2 separate regions of the Homo sapiens genome follow, and region 2 is linked to region 1. Evidence: read pairs that join two places in POLR2A ChIA-PET (ENCODE). Cell type or tissue: HepG2. All regions are shown on one strand. Region 1 overlaps RASGRF1 (Ras protein specific guanine nucleotide releasing factor 1). Region 2 has its middle 16 kb from the start of TRK-CTT1-2.

Region 1 (8,000 bases):
TCTGAGGAGGGATTCTGGGAGCTGGGGGTGTGTGATGCACCCATCTGAACTTAGTGTGCCAATCAGAGTCAGTCCAGGCCCTTTGAGCTGCTTATGCCAGGCCAGTTTGCAGGTCCAGTGCTTGGTCCCATCTCAACAGTTCTTCCCCAGGAAAGCTGGGGCTGGGAGGTCTAGAGAAGGGGGCTGGAGGAGCTGGATATTGGGCCATCCTGATCCTAGCCAGGGAGATTCAGGAGCCTTAGTCTCGCCCAGCACTGTGGCCTCCTAACATTAAAGAGAATGTTTAATTAAACATTCGCTCAGCACTGTGGCCTTCTAACATTAAAGAGAATGTTTAATTAAACATTCGCTCAGCACTGTGGCCTCCTAACATTAAAGAGAATTAAACATTCTCTTTAGTGTTATCCCAAAAGACCATCTTACCACAAGAAAGGCAAGAAGAGGGGCAGCGAGTGGGACATCATTGCCAGAGTAGCTGAAACAGCCAAAACCTTAGGAGATTCCGAGGGTTCTGGATAATGTATGAATTAGAGGGAAGCTGTCTGCCATTGTCCAGCCAAATATTGCTTGTTGCTAATACTGAGATGAGGTTTAAAAATAGGAAGCATAGCAAGGTCTTCATTCCTTTCCTTCTAATCCTTCATTCCCTTCTGTTCTCTTTGCCACAGACTCCGCAAAAACCCTGCTCCGAGGAGTAACCCCCACTTAGGAATCACAAGTTCTGGGTGAGGGCTCACAGCGAGCCAATGCTGGGCTGAATGTCTTTAGATGACCACGCAGTTAATCCTCCTATGACTGTTCCATGGTCAGCCCCACTTAATAGGAGAAGAGACTGAGACTGAGGTGAGGCAACCAGCCCGAGGCCACATGGCAAGGGGTGGCAGGGCTGGAGAGGACCCAGGAGTCTGGTTCCAGCCAGGTGTATAGCCCGTTCTCTACCCAGCCTCTTGAGCGTCTTGCCAAAGAAAAACCCCAGTGAGAGAGGCGCTCCCATCCATACTCACGTCATTGAAGTGCTTAGTGGTTTTCATGATATAAGGGGTCCTTTCATTCTTTTCCAGTTTCATCCATCCTTGTCCGAAGAACTCCCTGTAGGAAGTAAGGGGAGACCCAGGTGGAGGGGGTGAGGTTTGCCTTGCTGATTTCATTGCTCCATGCTTTTTATTTTATTTTTTGGCTTTTTGAGGCTGTCATTTCTGGGGGAACAACCTTCTGCAGAGCCCTGGAAGGAAGGAACCTTGGGCTCAAGTCCAGCTCTGCCTTGTCGCAGCTGTGTGGCCCCAGACAAACCCTTTATAGCTCAGGGCTTCAGTTTCCTTATCTGTAAAATGGGAATCAAGACAATCCTTTCCTCACAGGTTTACTGGGAGGCTGAAATAAGGTGTGGGAAGGCACACATGGTGGAAATAATTTGTTATGAATCTTGTTTTCTGACAGGGAGAATTCACATTTTAGTCACTGCAGCAGCTGGTCTGTAGGATGAGGGAATAGAAGGCCCTAAAAGGGGGCAGATAAAAGGCTTAAAAAGCCTGCAAGCCAAGCCACAGGCTCCTGACATCATAAAGTGACAGGGAGAGGGGACCTCGGCAGAGTCCTGTGGGCAGAAGGGGCCGGGGAGGTGATTTGTGTTTGAAAACACATCCCGCTTCTCCTCCTAGAGGGACATATCAGGAATATCATCTGTTTCTATGTCCAGGAGATGTGACAGGTTTCCAAAGTGCCGACCCTCTCTATTTACACGAGGCAGCACCCATGCTGGGGAGGGCTGCGAGAGTGCCAGGTGGGGCTGAGGCCAAAAGCCCCACAATGATTCAAATCCGGTGAGCCCAATTCTGGGAAACCATTCTGGGACCATTGTTAGGAATTCAGACATATTTGTTGCAAGGATGTTTACCGCAGGGATAAATATAAAAGTGAAGGCTGAAAACACTCTCGTGGCTTAGTAACACACTGTTAGAGAATGCTGTGTACTTATTAAAAATAGTGTTTACAAATGCCCTTTTGGCATAGCATCAGATGAAGGAAGAGGGATAGAAAATTACATAAGTAGAATAATTGCAGTGAACACCAGGGATGACTGAGGCCAGAACAGGTAACAGCAGGCCTTGGGGCTTCTTCAAAGTCCACGCCTGTCCCCTAAATCAGCTACTGGAGGTCACTGGACCTACACACGTGCCCACGCTCTTGCCTGTGTGCACAGTTTCTCACAGGTACATGTGCACACACACATGAACACATGCTCTTTTCTAGATACTCTCTTTCTAGGAGCTCTGAGTTAGAGATGATTCCAGAAAAGTGTGTGTGTGCAGCTGACAGGTAAGGAGAGAATTTGGTGGGCAGGAACGGGAACAGGCTTCTCTCCCTCATTCTGCTGACCCAGGCACTATTGTTTCAAGCTGTGGAGGGTCCGTGCAGCTCTGGAAATTCACTGCGTGTGCTTCCAGGGTGCTGTCCAAGACAGTGCCTGAGGAAGCGGGGGGAGGCGGGTGGTGCCTGCAACACTTACTCATAAGGAATCTTCTTGAAGACGAGGTGATCTAGCAGGGTCAGCTGCTCCGCGATCTCCAGGGCTGAGTGGTTTTCAAAGGGCTCAGCCTTCACGCCTTCAGCCTGGTTTTGAGTTGGGGGAGCAACATTTTGAGTTAGGCCCATGACGGACACCTCCTGGATTCCCAGCTGCCTCTGTGGGGGTATCTCGCCCTCGAATTGGGTGGGCGGGTGGACGGGGTATGACGCTGCCTCGAATCTGATGAGAGGGTGGATGGAGTATGATGAGGGGAGGTGGAGGGAAGGGGACGGAGGGAGATGGGCCCCGCCCTGTTGTGCCGGTGTGTGCAGCCCAGTGCTCGGACTGCCCTCACCCACCCTGCCAGGGAGCTCCCAGCACGTGCATGAGACAATGGAGGCTTCCAGAGGTGAGCCACTGGCCCAAGTTGCTAAGCTGGAAGTGGGCTGACTAGGACTGGAGCCCAGGTCGTCTGACTTCAGGCTGTGCCTGGCCACTCCCTTCAGCGTCCGCCTGAGCCCACAGCTGGCTCTATACAATTTCCTTTTGAAACTAGCAGGTGTGGACTCCCAGGCGTGATTAGCTCCTGGGATGGCCCTGTGCTCAGAAGACAGCTGTCCTGCCTTAGTCCTGGGCCTTAGTCCGTGTCCCTGGCCCCCAGGGGCCACCCTTGGACACCATCATTAAGGGATTCCACTATTTGGGCCCTTCGACCAGAGAAAATCTTCAGGGAAACGTTAGCCAGAGGACAGTGGTGGCCACGGCAGGAGATGGATGAGTGGTGGACATAGGGAGGCCAGTGTATTGGGCACAAAGGCCTCGTGGAAGGTCTGCTGGATCTGAGTGAGGGATGCTGGAAGGCGGTGGGTAAAGGGACAACTGTGTTGGTCTTGGGAGGAGCCTGTTAGGAACAAGAATCCTCCCCCATCACCACCTCAGGACCACCTGGGCCACACAGGAGGAGAGCGGTCAACCCCTCAGGCAGCAGGTGCTCTGAGAGATGACTGTCTCGTGTGCCTCATGCCTTCACTTTTCCATGCTCACTTTACCCTGTCCAGAAGTCCCGGCTGGGCTGAGCACCTGCAAGCAGCCCATCTGCCGGGTCCCAAGGGAAGTGGGGCCATCCCTCCTAGACTAAGTGTCTCCCTTCCTCCCATTTCCTCCACAGACGGGCACTGAGGTCTGCACCAAGGCCCTTGCTACACGCTGAGATAGAAAGGCAGGAAACACGGTTCCTGACGTCAGGGATCTCCAGCCTAAGTGGTTCCAAGTCATGTGAATGGAGCGAGGACCGTGGAGAAAAACAGCCTCTGTGTGTGTGCCATGTGGGTGGTGTGTGGGTGGTGTGTGTGTGCCATGTGGGTGGTGTGTGGGTGGTGTGTGTGGTGTGTGGGTGGTGTGTATGGGGTGTTTGTGGTGTGGGGTGTGTGCATGTGTATGTGGGGTGTGTGTGTGTGTGGTGTGCCTGTGGGTGATGTGTGTATGTGGTGTGTGTGGTGTGGCGTGTGTATGTGGTGTGTGTGCGTGTGCCTGTGTGGGTGATGTGTGTGTGTGTACGTGGTGTGTGTGGTGTGGTGTGTGTGGTGTGTGTGTGGTGTCTGTGTGTGTGGTCTGGTGTGTGTGTGGTATGTTTGCTGGGTGTGTGTAGTGTATGTGTGTGTGGTGTGTGTTTGGTGTGTGTAGTGTGTGTGTGTGGGTGTGTGTGTGTGTTTGTGTGGTGGCTGTCGGTGAGTTTTTCCTGGCAGAGCTGCCCTGGGCAGGGAAGGGTGTGTAGAGAAACCCAGGTGCAGGAACATGGGTGTTGGGGGACATGAAGCCTTTGGGGACACAGAAAGGAGAGTGGCAGGGCCACTGGGATGCCGGGTTGTAGTGAGAGAACCCAGGCAGGGGATCCCCTGTGTGCTCACAGGGAGGGGACCCTCAGCCTCTGAAGCAGCTGAGTGAATAAATACAGGTGGGCAGCCCAGCCACCTTCCCATCTGAGGGTCCTGCCTGGTGCCCTGGGGTTGGGCTGAACTGCCAGGGCCAAGGGTGAGCTCAAGGGGCTGGGTGGCTTATGGCCCAGAGGCCCAGGCGCTGTGGGGCCCAGAGGCCTGCACTGGTACCAGAGGCCAGAAGAGGCATTCTGGCCAAGGTGGGGTGGTTGGCTCCTTCCGCTCACTTCTGGGGTGGCCTGGGAAAGAGGGTGACCCTGGAAGCAGAGATCAAAACTGACAACTTCCTCCACCTTTTATAGGCTTTTGAAAATCCTCACTGTCTCTAGTGAGGCCGCGGGGCCCTCTCAACCCGGATCTGCCCCACACAGGCTCTGGGGACAAGAGAGGGCAGCTCAGCAGCTGTTTGTTCTGGAAGAACCTCAGGCTGTTCACGAAGGAACAAGGGGCCCTCATGCTGTTGAGGGGTAAACATTCCAGGTGAGCCCCTGTTGGGAAACAGGAGCAGAGTGCAGTCGGCTTCCTTTCAGCTGCCGAGAGGAGTACTTCCGTCTTGGGGTTTACCCAGCATTCTGGCCCCAAAGGGTCAGTCTGGAGGAAGTAGGGTCTGGGGACCGTCAACCTCCCTGCCTGTGGACCACGTGTGGGTTCCTGGGGGCCCAGCCCTGCAGCACTGCTCTGGGGGCAGAGTGTGGGCAGAGTGCTTACAGCTTCATAGGTGCCCTCACCACTTCCAGGAACCAGGAGGGGAACATGGGAGGGGCAGGGGCAGCAGGGGCCCAGAACCCAGAGTCCCAAGTCCTCACGCTGGCTACTTCCAACAGACTGAAGGTCACTCAACCAGCAAGGGGCTGAGCCAGCATGGCACAATCTCTGCCTCTGGTGGGGAAGGTGTGGTCAGAGTGAGCCTGTCTTGAGTATCCCCAGCCGCTGTGATGCAGGGGCCAAGGGCTCTGGGGTGGCTTGTGATGGCATTCTGGGGTGCACATCACTGACTTGGAAAAAAGTGGGCTGTAGCTGGACCCTGGAAGTGCACAAGACCATCATTCCCTTATTCCGTCTGGAATGCCACTATGAGCTTGGATTTGTTCATGGTGAGCACAGCTCTGTCTCTGGGGTCCCATCATTTCTGGGCAGGTGGTGAGCTGCACTCCAACTTCTGGGGATGAGGCAGTGTGGTAGACGGAATGAGGGAGAGTTGTCGCTCTGGAGTCAGCCAGACCTGGGTGTGAACACCAGCTCTTATACCACCACTGGGGCCTCCCCTTGAGGCTTCGGAGGGAGCACAACCCTTCCAGCACCTTTTTTTTTTTTTTTTTTGAGATGGGGGTCTCACTCTGTCACCCAGGCTGGAGGGCAATGGCTCGATCTCAGTTCACTGCAACCTCTCCCTCCTATGCTCAAGCAGTCCTCCCACTTCAACCTCCCAAGTAGCTGGGATCACAGGCATGCGCCACCATGCCCGGGTAATTTTTTGTATTTTTGGTAGAGACAGGGTTTCACCATGTTGCCCAGGCTGATCTTGAACTCCTGACCTTAAGTGATCTGCCCACCTCAGCCTCCCAAAGTGCTAGGATTACAGGTGTGAGCCACCACGCCTGGCCTCCCTCTCACATCTTAATTTCAGACTCCAGAACTATGAGAGAATACATTTCTTTTTTCTTTCTTTTTTTTTTTTTTTGAGATGGAGTCTCGCTCTGTTACCTAGGCTGGAGCGTGCAGTGGAGGATCTTGGCTCACTGCCACCTCCGCCTCCTGGGTTTAAGTGATTCTCCCGCCTCAGTCTCCTGAGAAGCTGGGGTTACAGGCACCTGCCACCACGCCTAGCTAATTTTTGTATTTTTAGTAGAAATGGGGTTTTACCATGTTGGCCAGGCTGGTCTCCACCTCCTGACCTCAGGTGATCTGCCCACCTTGGCCTCCCAAAGTGCTGGGATTACAGGCATGAGCCACTGCGCTCAGCCCATTCCTGTTGTTTTAAGCCGCCCAGTTTGTGGTATTTTTTCACAACAGCCACAGAAAATGAATACGGGTGATGCCTGTGATGGGTCAGGGGTCCTGGGCAGGAGGATGGGGAGGAAAGCCTTGGAAAGCAAGAGGGCAGGCCCAGCTCACCATCTGCGTGATCTCCTCCAGCGTGATCTGGTTGTCACCTGGGTCCTCCTGGGTCAGAGTCCTAGGCAGGAGCGAGAAGGCACGGTGAGCCCCACTTCACGTTGCAGCAGCCCCTCCCCAGCTCGGACAGCCCCACACGGCCTCTGCTCTTACGCCCCTCTGTCCTCGTCATCCCCATTGCCAGGAGCACCCTTTCCCCTTCCTCCTTCACTCTTCTTCCTGATGGTCCTGGCGCTCCTGGCTGTGGGAGGTCCCCTTCTGGGGCCCTCTCAGCCCCTGGGCTTCCTGCATCTGGCTGGGTGGGAATGGCCTTTCTGCCACCTCAGGCAGGGAGCCCTTGAGGGAGGGACGGTGTCTGATTCAGCCCCATAGCTCTGGTGCCAGCACAGGACTGGACATTCAGCAGGCGCTCCTGCGAGCACATGGATGACAGGATGCATGACAGGAAGGAAGCACAGGGAGTGGGGAGGCAGCAGCATGGCAGCCACAGGCCCAGAGGAGGGACTGCAAGGATGGAATTGGGAGAGCAGAGGAGAGTGGTACACACGGTGGGGAATGAGGGTAGAGCCTCAAAGTCAGGCCAAAGTGCCGCACGCTCACAGTGATGGGCTCAGAGCCACAGCTGGTGAGTACCAACGGAGGCTGCGGACACTGGAGAGCCAGGCCTGGGCTGCGTGGGGACAGCCAGGGGTCTGCAGGCCTGCCGGGGCTGCGGGGAGTGGCTCTCTGGATCAGCCTGGCAGAAGGCATTGTCGTGTATATCTTACAGCTGAGGAAACGGCCCCTCAGGGAACTGCCTCACCTGGGGTCCCGCAGCTGGAGCATGGTGGGCCCACGCTCCAAACCAGGGCTGCCAACTCCAGAGCCTGCTCTTTCATCACACCCAGGGAACAGGCTCCCCTCCGAGGGTGGCTTTGATCAATATGCTCGGTGGGGGGCTCCACACACTCCTAAGGCCTCCTGGGAGGACCACGAGTGGCGGCTGTGTGTGTGTGTGCGTGTGTGTGTGTGTGGGCATGTGTGCACACACTCTGGCCTCTGTACTGAAGATGTGGAGGCCTGAAAGAGATTTTAGGACTGTGAGCCTGAGGGAAGAATGGGCCCCAGCATGGGGCCTCCACGGCCTGGCTGGGGAGGATGTCTGGGCACTCTGGTCACAGGCAGGACTTGGGGGAAAGTCTGGGGAGGCTGGGGCCAGGCAAGAGGTGAGGAGGAAAGGCCAGGGCCCAAGCCCTCACACCTGGGCTGGGCTGGGAGCAGACAGGCTGAGTCGGTAGGTGCCCGCCACCCACTGAACAGCCTGTAAAAGTGACACCCGTGATCTCATCCCAGCCTTGAAGCGGGTATTGTTCACCCATTTTATGGATGAGGCTCAGAGCGGGGACTTGCCCAGGTCACATGAGTCACTGGCTGAGCATCTCAGACATCGGGCTGCCTGACCCTGA
Region 2 (8,000 bases), 150 kb before region 1:
GGCCTTCTTGCCTCTCAAAGCATTTTTTATCACCTCTTTTAAAGCACTCAGGTTCCACAGACAGTGATTTGGGCCTGATGGAGTTAATGTTTTAGACCCCCAGATACGGCAGGTTTGTACTAAGTCATGCACTTGTTCAGGCTTCCTCTGGTTCCTGGGGGCCCTGAAGAGCACCTGCCACAGGGTACTTCTGGTTCCATCCCTTGTGGGCATGGCCCCCCTTCCTGGGCTGAGCAGGAGCTTCTGGAAGCTGGGACCATGCTTCTGCTGTCTGTGTGTGTCTCCCCCACAACAGCCTCTGGCCTGGAGTGGGCGGTGGAATATTCCTTGCTGAAATGGAAATGTGTGTGGCTCTGGCTCTTGACCTTTCCCCTTTAAGTTTCTCTGCTCTTAACTCCTTGATTAAAATGTCAAGTAAGCAGGGATCTGTAAACCCATTTTTAATTCCATGGGGAGTGGAAAAGGGCTCCATTTTAAATGACCTTCTGCTGTGGCTGGCATGAATAATCATCTCCTAAATGACACCCTTTGAGAATGGAAAAAGTAAGACTCTGTGCGGGGAGTAGGGGAGGCCACCCCTGCAGGGATCTAGTGGTTGCTGTGGTTTTTCAGCACTGCCCCAGGGAGTTGGGAATATAGGCAAGGGACCAAAAATGCTATTAATCAACAAAACATTGGTTCAGAAACTGTGGAACGTGTAAGCTAGAAGCATCCTCAGAGGTGCTTTCGAATGCCTCCCCCCAACTTTTTTTCATTGTTGTTGTTGAGATGGAGTCTTGCTCTGTTGCCCAGGCTGGAGTGCAGTGGTGCGATCTCGGCTCACTGCAACCTCTGCCTCCCAGTTCAATGATTCTCCCGCCTCAACCTCCCCAGTAGCTGGAACTACAGGTGTGCACTACCACGCCTGGCTAATTTTTGTATTTTTAGTAGAGACGGGGTTTCACCATGTTGGCCAGGCTGATCTAGAACTCCTGACCTCAGGCAATCCGCCCACTCAGCCTCCCACAGTGCTGGGATTACAGGCATGAGCCACTACGCCCGGCCTAAATGCCCCTATTTTAGAGATGGGGAAATTGAGGTCCAGGGAGGGAGGCTGCTGTCCGAGGATACACAAGGAAGAGATGTCACAGCCTGCCTCTCAGTCTGACAGAGTCCCAGGAGGAAGCCAGGCCACCCCGGACAGGGTGACCAAGCATCTGGTTTGCTTGGGACTGAGGGAATTCCTGGCACCTGGAACTTTCATTGCTAACACTGAGACAGCCTCAGGCAAACCCCAGTGGTGGGTCATGGTTTCTCTCTCTGGCTATAAAGGCTTCCAGACGAGTTCTAGAAGAGTGAAAAGGCAGAGGTATCTGAGGCCCAGTCTGTCACTTGGACCCAGCAGGACCAGTGGTCCAGCTGGCAGTGAGGTGGGCCGCCAGGCCTAAGGTGGCTGAGGCTCTAAAGCTTCCCAGTGTCTGCCTTGCTGGGCACTTCCCTCTGGGCCTCCAGCTCTGCCCGTCTTTGACTGTTGTGCTCTGTCTGTACAAAAGACACGATTTTTAAAATCTCTCTTGGGCTGTTTAACTTTGATCTCTGTAAACATTTATTTCAATAAATGTACATCCACATGGTATGTATTTTGAGAGGTTCAGTTTAGCAACGTGCTGGCAAGTCTTTCTGATGTTTTGCAGCTTGGGGAAATCCAGCTAGCTCAGTTCCGTGCTCTCTGTGTGACATCTGTCTGTAAATTCCTGCATCTCTCTGAGTCTTGGTTTCCCCATGTGTGAAGTGAGAAATGCAAGTATCTACCTTGTTGAGTTGCTCTGAGAAGTAAAGAGAAACAACTGCAAATTGCCTGGCACGTAGTAAGCACTCAGTAAAAGGTAGCAGTTCTTTTTTTTTTTTTTAAACTTTTTTTGTTGTTTTGAGTCTTGCTCTGATGTCCAGGCTGGAGTGCAGTGGTGTGATCTCTATTCACTGCCACCTCCGCCTCCTGAGTTCAAGTGATTCTCCTGCCTCAGCTTCTTGAGTAGTTAGGATTACAGGTGCATCTCATCACACTCAGCTAATTTTTGTATTTTTTGTAGAGACAGAGTTTCACCATGTTGGCCAGGCTGGTCTTGAACTCCTGTCCTCAATTGATCCGCCTGCCTCGCCTTCCCAAAGTGCTGGGATTGTAGGTGTGAGCCACTGCACCTGGCCAAAAGTTAGCTCTTCTTATCTCGACTCCCTGGTGGCTCTAGGTCTAGTTGGTCCTTGCCTTTGAGGTATGGGGGAGTCAGCCAGGGATTAGTGAAGGCACTGGAATTCTCTATGGATGGAAATTTAAGATTTTTCCTCCTGGCTCCTGTAGGTTCAGAACTTAACTCTGCTGTTAAATATGCATTAGTTTCCATGCAGAGGAAACTAATAGGCTTTTCACCAGAGCTTCTTTTCTCCTTAAATTCTCAGAACAGAGCTGGATTCTGAAGGAGGCTCATGTCTTCTCTATACAGAGCTGCCATAATCCAACAGTAAGGAAGACTGGACGTGGGGCAGGTGGAGGTGGAGTAAATGGAGGGGAGCAGGGCTGTGGCCTGGGCATCAGGAGACAGGGCTTGTCCCAAGTCTGCCCCTCATGTGAGTGATGTAAGGAAAGCCCTTTCCTCTCTGGGCCTCTGCTTCCCCTCTGTGAGATAAGTAGGTCAGAGTCAGTGATCTCTAAGGCTCTATCTAGGTCTCGATTCTTTGACTCTAGGCTCCTACATCCAGCCCCATGCTACATACACAGTATACATTGATAAAGATGACATTTAATGATTGTTTGTTTAATGAATTGATATATGGGGCGGGGGACGTTGCTGACACTCATGGGGACTTTGACCCTTACCATTCTCTTCCGTGGGGAGGGTCTGGCCCTAGTGTGACATTCACTTTTTTTTTTTTTTTGAGACAGATTAGCACTCTGTCACCCAGGCTGGAGTGCAGTGGCACGATCTCAGTTCACTGCAACCTCCGCCTCTTGGGTTCCAGCGATTCTCCTGCCTCAGCCTCCCCAGTAGCTGGGATTACAGGTGCCCACCACCACGCCCAGCTAAGTTTTGTATTTTTTAGTAGAGACAGGGTTTCATCATGTTGACCAGGCTGGTCTTGAACTCCTGACCTCAGGTGATCTGCCTGCCTTGGCCTCTCAAAGTGCTGGGATTACAGGCGTGAGCCACTGTGCCCTGCCATATTCATTTATTTGCTATCCATCCCTGGCAGCACAGTCCTGAAGAGAAGTGTTGAGGGCCAGGATGTCTGTCTCCCCTCCCTGGGGTCCCAACCCTGACTTTCTCCTTCCAGGGGAGGAAACTTCTCTTCCAACTTAGCTCCTCTGGAAAGCAACCAAGAAACCTCAACTCCTTTTATTCAAAGAAACTGGCCTGTAGACCAAGGCTGCCCTACCTGATCTCTAGTGTACCTGCAGGAGTGACTCTGGTTAGCCCAGGATGTTCAGGGCCCTGGTGGCAAGAATGGCCTGGACAAAAGAGCGGCTCAGGAGCTCTGCTGTTCTTAGAATAGATGGGGTGGGCTCGCCTTCCAGCTCAGGCTTCCCTGTGGGAGCTCTCACATAAACTCACTGCACTTAAACTCTTTGCAACTGTTCCAAATCAAAAGGCGAGGTTCTCAGTTCATACAGCAAAAGTTAGATGATGACAGTCAGTGTTTCCACTGGGAAGAAATGGGATTATCCATCCTCATTCACTGGCCACAGCCAGTCTTCCTTCTGTTTCTCCTCCTATGATCAGCTCTTCCCCCATTTGGGGCTTTCACTCTTGAAGTTGGTTCTGTCTCTCCAGGACATTCTGCCCCTCATCTCCTGCCTCAGGTGACAGCCTTCGGGTCTCAGCTGAAATGGCACTTCTTCAAAAAGGTCTTCCCTGACCTCTAGTCTAAAATAGGTGTCTCTACCACAGTTTTCCTTTGAGTTCTCTGTGCTTTTCCAAAATAATACTCACTGGCATTGGTATTTCTTTTTTTGTTTGTGTGTGTCTAGTCCAAGTTTCCCCTACTGCAGTCAATGCTTATGGGGCAATGCCTTGTCTTTTTCATCCCTATATCCCTAACATCTGGTCATCTTTTCATTTCTTACAATCTCTTTTTTCCCCTTTTTTGTATTAATACAGTCTCACCAGCTTTCTTTTCTTTTTTCTTTTTTTTTTTTTTTTTGAGACCAGGTCTCACTCTGTTGCTCGGGCTGCAGTGGTGTGATCATAGGCGCCTCGAACTCCTGGGCTCAAAATAATCCTCCCACCTCAGCCTCCCCAGTAGCTGGGACTACAGTTGCATGCCACCAAGCCCAGCTAATTTTCTTTTTTTTTTTTTTTTTTTGAGACGGAGTCTCACTCTGTCACCCAGGCTGGAGTGCAGTAGCGAGATCTCAACTCACTGCAAGCTCCGCCTCCTGGGTTCAAGCGATTCTCCTGCCTCAGCCTCCCGAGTAGCTGGGATTACAGGCGCCTGCCACCACACCTGGCTAATTTTCATATTTTTAGTACAGACGGGGTTTCACCACGTTGTTCAGGCTGTTCTCGAACTCCTGACCTTGTGATCCGCCCTCCTTGGCCTTCCAAAGTCCTGGGATTACAGGAGTGAGCCACTGCCCCTGGCTTTTTTTTTTTTTTTTGAGACGGAATCTTGCTCTGTTGCCCAGGCGGGAGTGCAGTGGCACTATCTTGGCTCACTGCAACCTCTCACTTCCCAGGTTCAAGTAATTCTCCTGCCTCAGCCTCCTGAGTAACTGGGATTACAGGTGCACACCACCACGCCTGGCTAATTTTGTATTTAATTTTCTTATTTTAATTTTTTTTTTTTTGTAGATATGGGGTCTTACTATGTTGCCCAAGCTAACCAGCCAGCTTTCTTTTAGTTAGATGTTGTTAGGCATATTTTTATCTGTGTCTATTTTAGGTGTTTCTCTTATAAACTTGGTTTTGTTTTACTTTTAATCCAGCTTGACAATTTTTGTCTTTTACCTTCCTAATTTAGTTCATTCACATTTATTATGGTTTTCACTGTAATGGCTAGATATGTTTCTATCATATTTGATGCTTTATCATTATCTTTGTTTTTCTATGTTTTAATTTCCTCTCTTTTCATTTGGATTTAATTATTTTTCTCATTTCATTTTTTTCCCTCTAGTAGTTTGAGAGTAGTACACTCTATGTTTAGTTTTTTTAATGACTATCCTATAATGTTCAACATTTCTTCTTGAATCTCAAACTTATCGGAGGCTCATTTTCTCTTTTTCTGAACTATTTCCTTTAAACATGTCTTTAGTGAAGGTTTGTTGATAAACTTAATTTTTGTCTGAAAATGATCTGATTTCCTTATCATTCTTGAAATATAGCTTCATTAGTTTAATTGTATGTTGATTGTTCTTTTTATTCCAGCTCTTTGAAGACATTATTCTACTGTCTTCTGGTTTTCCATCCTTGCTTTTGAAAAGTCTGCTATCGATTTAATTGTTTTTTTGTTTTGTTTTGAGGCAGAGTTTCACTCTTGTTGCTCAGGCTGGAGTGCAATGGTACGGTCTCCACTCATTGTACCCTCTACCTCCCGGGTTCAAGCAATTCTCCTGTCTCAGCCTCCCGAGTAGCTGGGGTTACAGGCATGCGCCACCACGCCTGGCTAATTTTTGTATTTTTAGTAGAGACACGGTTTTACCAGGTTGGTCAGGCTGGTCTCAAACTCCTGACCTCAGGTGATCCACCCACCTCGGCCTCCCAAAGTGCTGGTGAGAGGTGACAGCGTGCTGGCAGTCCTCAGAGCCCTCGCTTGCTCTTGGCACCTCCCCTGCCTGGGATCCCACTTTGGCGGCATTTGAGGAGCCCTTCAGCCCCCCACTGCACTGTGGGAGCCCCTTTCTGGGCTGGCCAAGGCTGGAGCCCACTCCCTCAGCTTGCAGGGAGGTGTGGAGGGAGAGGCACGAGCGGGAACCGGGGCTGCGTGCGGCGCTTGTGGGCCAGCTGGAGTTCCAGATGGGCGTGGGCTTGGTGGGCCCCGCACTCGGAGCAGCCAGCCAGCCCTGCTGGTCCTGGGCAATGAGGGACTTAGCACCCGGGCCAGTGGCTGCGGAGGGTGTACTGGGTCCCCCAGCAGTGCCGGCCCACCGGCGCTGTGCTCAATTTCTCGCCAGGCCTTAGATGCCTTCCCGCCGGGCAGGGCTCGGGACCTGCAGCCCGCCATGCCTGAGCCTCCCACCCACTCCATGGGCTCCTGTGCGGCCCGAGCCTCCCCAAGGAGCGCCGCCCCCTGCTCCACCGCGCCCAGTCCCATCGACCACCCAAGGGCTGAGGGGTGCGAGCGCACGGCGCGGAACTGGCAGGCAGCTCCACCTGCAGCCCCCGTGCGGGATCCACTAGGTGAAGCCAGCTGGGCTCCTGAGTCTGGTGGGGACGTGGAGAGTCTTTATGTCTAGCTCAGGGATTGTAAATACACCAATCAGCACCCTGTGTTTAGCTCAAGGTTTGTGAATGCACCAATCGACACTCTGTATCTAGCTGCTCTGGTGGGGCCTTGGAGAACCTTTATGTCGAAACTCTGTATCTAACTAATCTGATGGAGACGTGGAGAACCTTTGTATCTAGCTCAGGGATTGTAAACGCACCAATCAGCCCCCTGTCAAAACAGGCCACTCGGCTCTACCAATCAGCAGGATGTGGGTGGGGCCAGATAAGAGAATAAAAGCAGGCTGCCGGAGTCAGCATTGGCAACCTGCTATTGTCCCCTTCAATACTGTGGAAGCTTTGTTCTTTTGCTCTTTGCGATAAATCTTGCTACTGCTCAGGTCCACGCTGCTTTTATGAGCTGTAACACTCACTGCGAAAATCTGCAGCTTCACTCCTGAGCCTAGCGAAACCACGAGCCCACCGGGAGGAACAAACAACTCCAGACGCGCTGCCTTAAGAGCTGTAACACTCACTGCGAAGGTCTGCACCTTCACTCTTGAGCCAGCAAGACCACGAACCCACCAGGAGAAAACTCCGAACACAACTGAACATCAGAAGGAACAAACTCCAGACGCACCACCTTCAGAGCTGTAACACTCACCGCGAGGGTCCGTGGCTTCATTCTTGAAGTCAGTGAGACCAAGAACCCACCAACTCCAGACACACTGGGATTACAGGTGTGAGCCACCGCGCCCGACTGATTTAATTGTTGTCTTATTTTAGGTAATCTCTTTTTTCTCTCTGGCTGCTTTAAGTTTTTTATTTTTTAAGAGACATGGTCTTGCTCTGTCATCCAAGCTGGAGTACAGTGGCCCAATCACAGAGCATAGCTCACTGCAGCCTCGAACTCCTGAGCCGAAGTGATCCGCTCATTTCAGCCTCTCGAAGAGCTGGGCCTATGAGTGCACACCACCTCATCTGGCTAATTTGTTTTATTTTACTTTTTTTAGACAGAATCTCGCTCTGTCACCCAGGCTGGAGTGCAGTGGTGCGATCTCTGCTCACTGCAAGCTCCACCTCCCGGGTTCATGCCATTCTCCTGCCTCAGCCTCCTGAGTAGCTGGGACTACAGGCACCTGCCACCACGCCGGGGTAATTTTTTTTTGTATTTTTAGTAGAGACAGGGTTTCACCGTGTTAGCCAGGATGGTCTCTATCTCCTGACCTTGTGATCTGCCCAAAGTGACCTCGGCCTCCCAAAGTGCTGGGATTACAGGTGTGAGCCACTGCGCCTAGCTATTTTATTTCATAGAAACAAGGTCTTGCTTTGTTGCTTATGTTGGCCTTGCACTTCTGGGCTCAAGCACCCCTCTTGCCTTGACCTCCCAAAGCGCTGGGATTGCCACAACACCTGGCTCCTTCCCATTTTTGTTAGTCTTTTGTTTCTTACTCATGTTTTCAAGTAGATCTTTTATTTCTTTAAACTAAATGGTATTATAGTTTAATCATAGCAGCTTAAGTTTTATGGGCATAATTCTGCTGTCAGTCATGTCTGTTGATGTCACTTCTGATTGTGAGGTCATGTTTATACACACTTTATATCTAG

What was found. ChIA-PET counts read pairs that join two places held together with the same protein. Peaks named below come from ENCODE experiments on the same cell type or tissue, not always from the same donor. Only the 100,000 strongest peaks of a DNase experiment are listed, where the experiment ranks them.
Region 2: POLR2A ChIA-PET joins it to region 1 with 7 read pairs; 2 of 35 experiments call an interaction of 5 or more read pairs at or near these places.

What each region holds. Positions count from the first base shown.
Region 1 is chr15:78,989,185-78,997,184 of GRCh38, forward strand. It overlaps RASGRF1 (Ras protein specific guanine nucleotide releasing factor 1), which reads right to left. Exons shown (of 27, transcript NM_001145648.3): 20 at 6,556-6,616; 21 at 2,507-2,610; 22 at 1,005-1,089. Among named protein-coding and RNA genes, the nearest start is that of CTSH, 48 kb to the left of the region's middle. RefSeq lists an enhancer at 7,265-8,000. In HepG2, no CTCF peak of the experiment used is centred here; DNase peaks (open chromatin) are centred at 4,927 and 7,947.
Region 2 is chr15:78,840,950-78,848,949 of GRCh38, forward strand. No RefSeq gene overlaps it. Among named protein-coding and RNA genes, the nearest start is that of TRK-CTT1-2, 16 kb to the right of the region's middle. In HepG2, no CTCF peak of the experiment used is centred here; no DNase peak of the experiment used is centred here; H3K27me3 peaks cover 1,268 bases.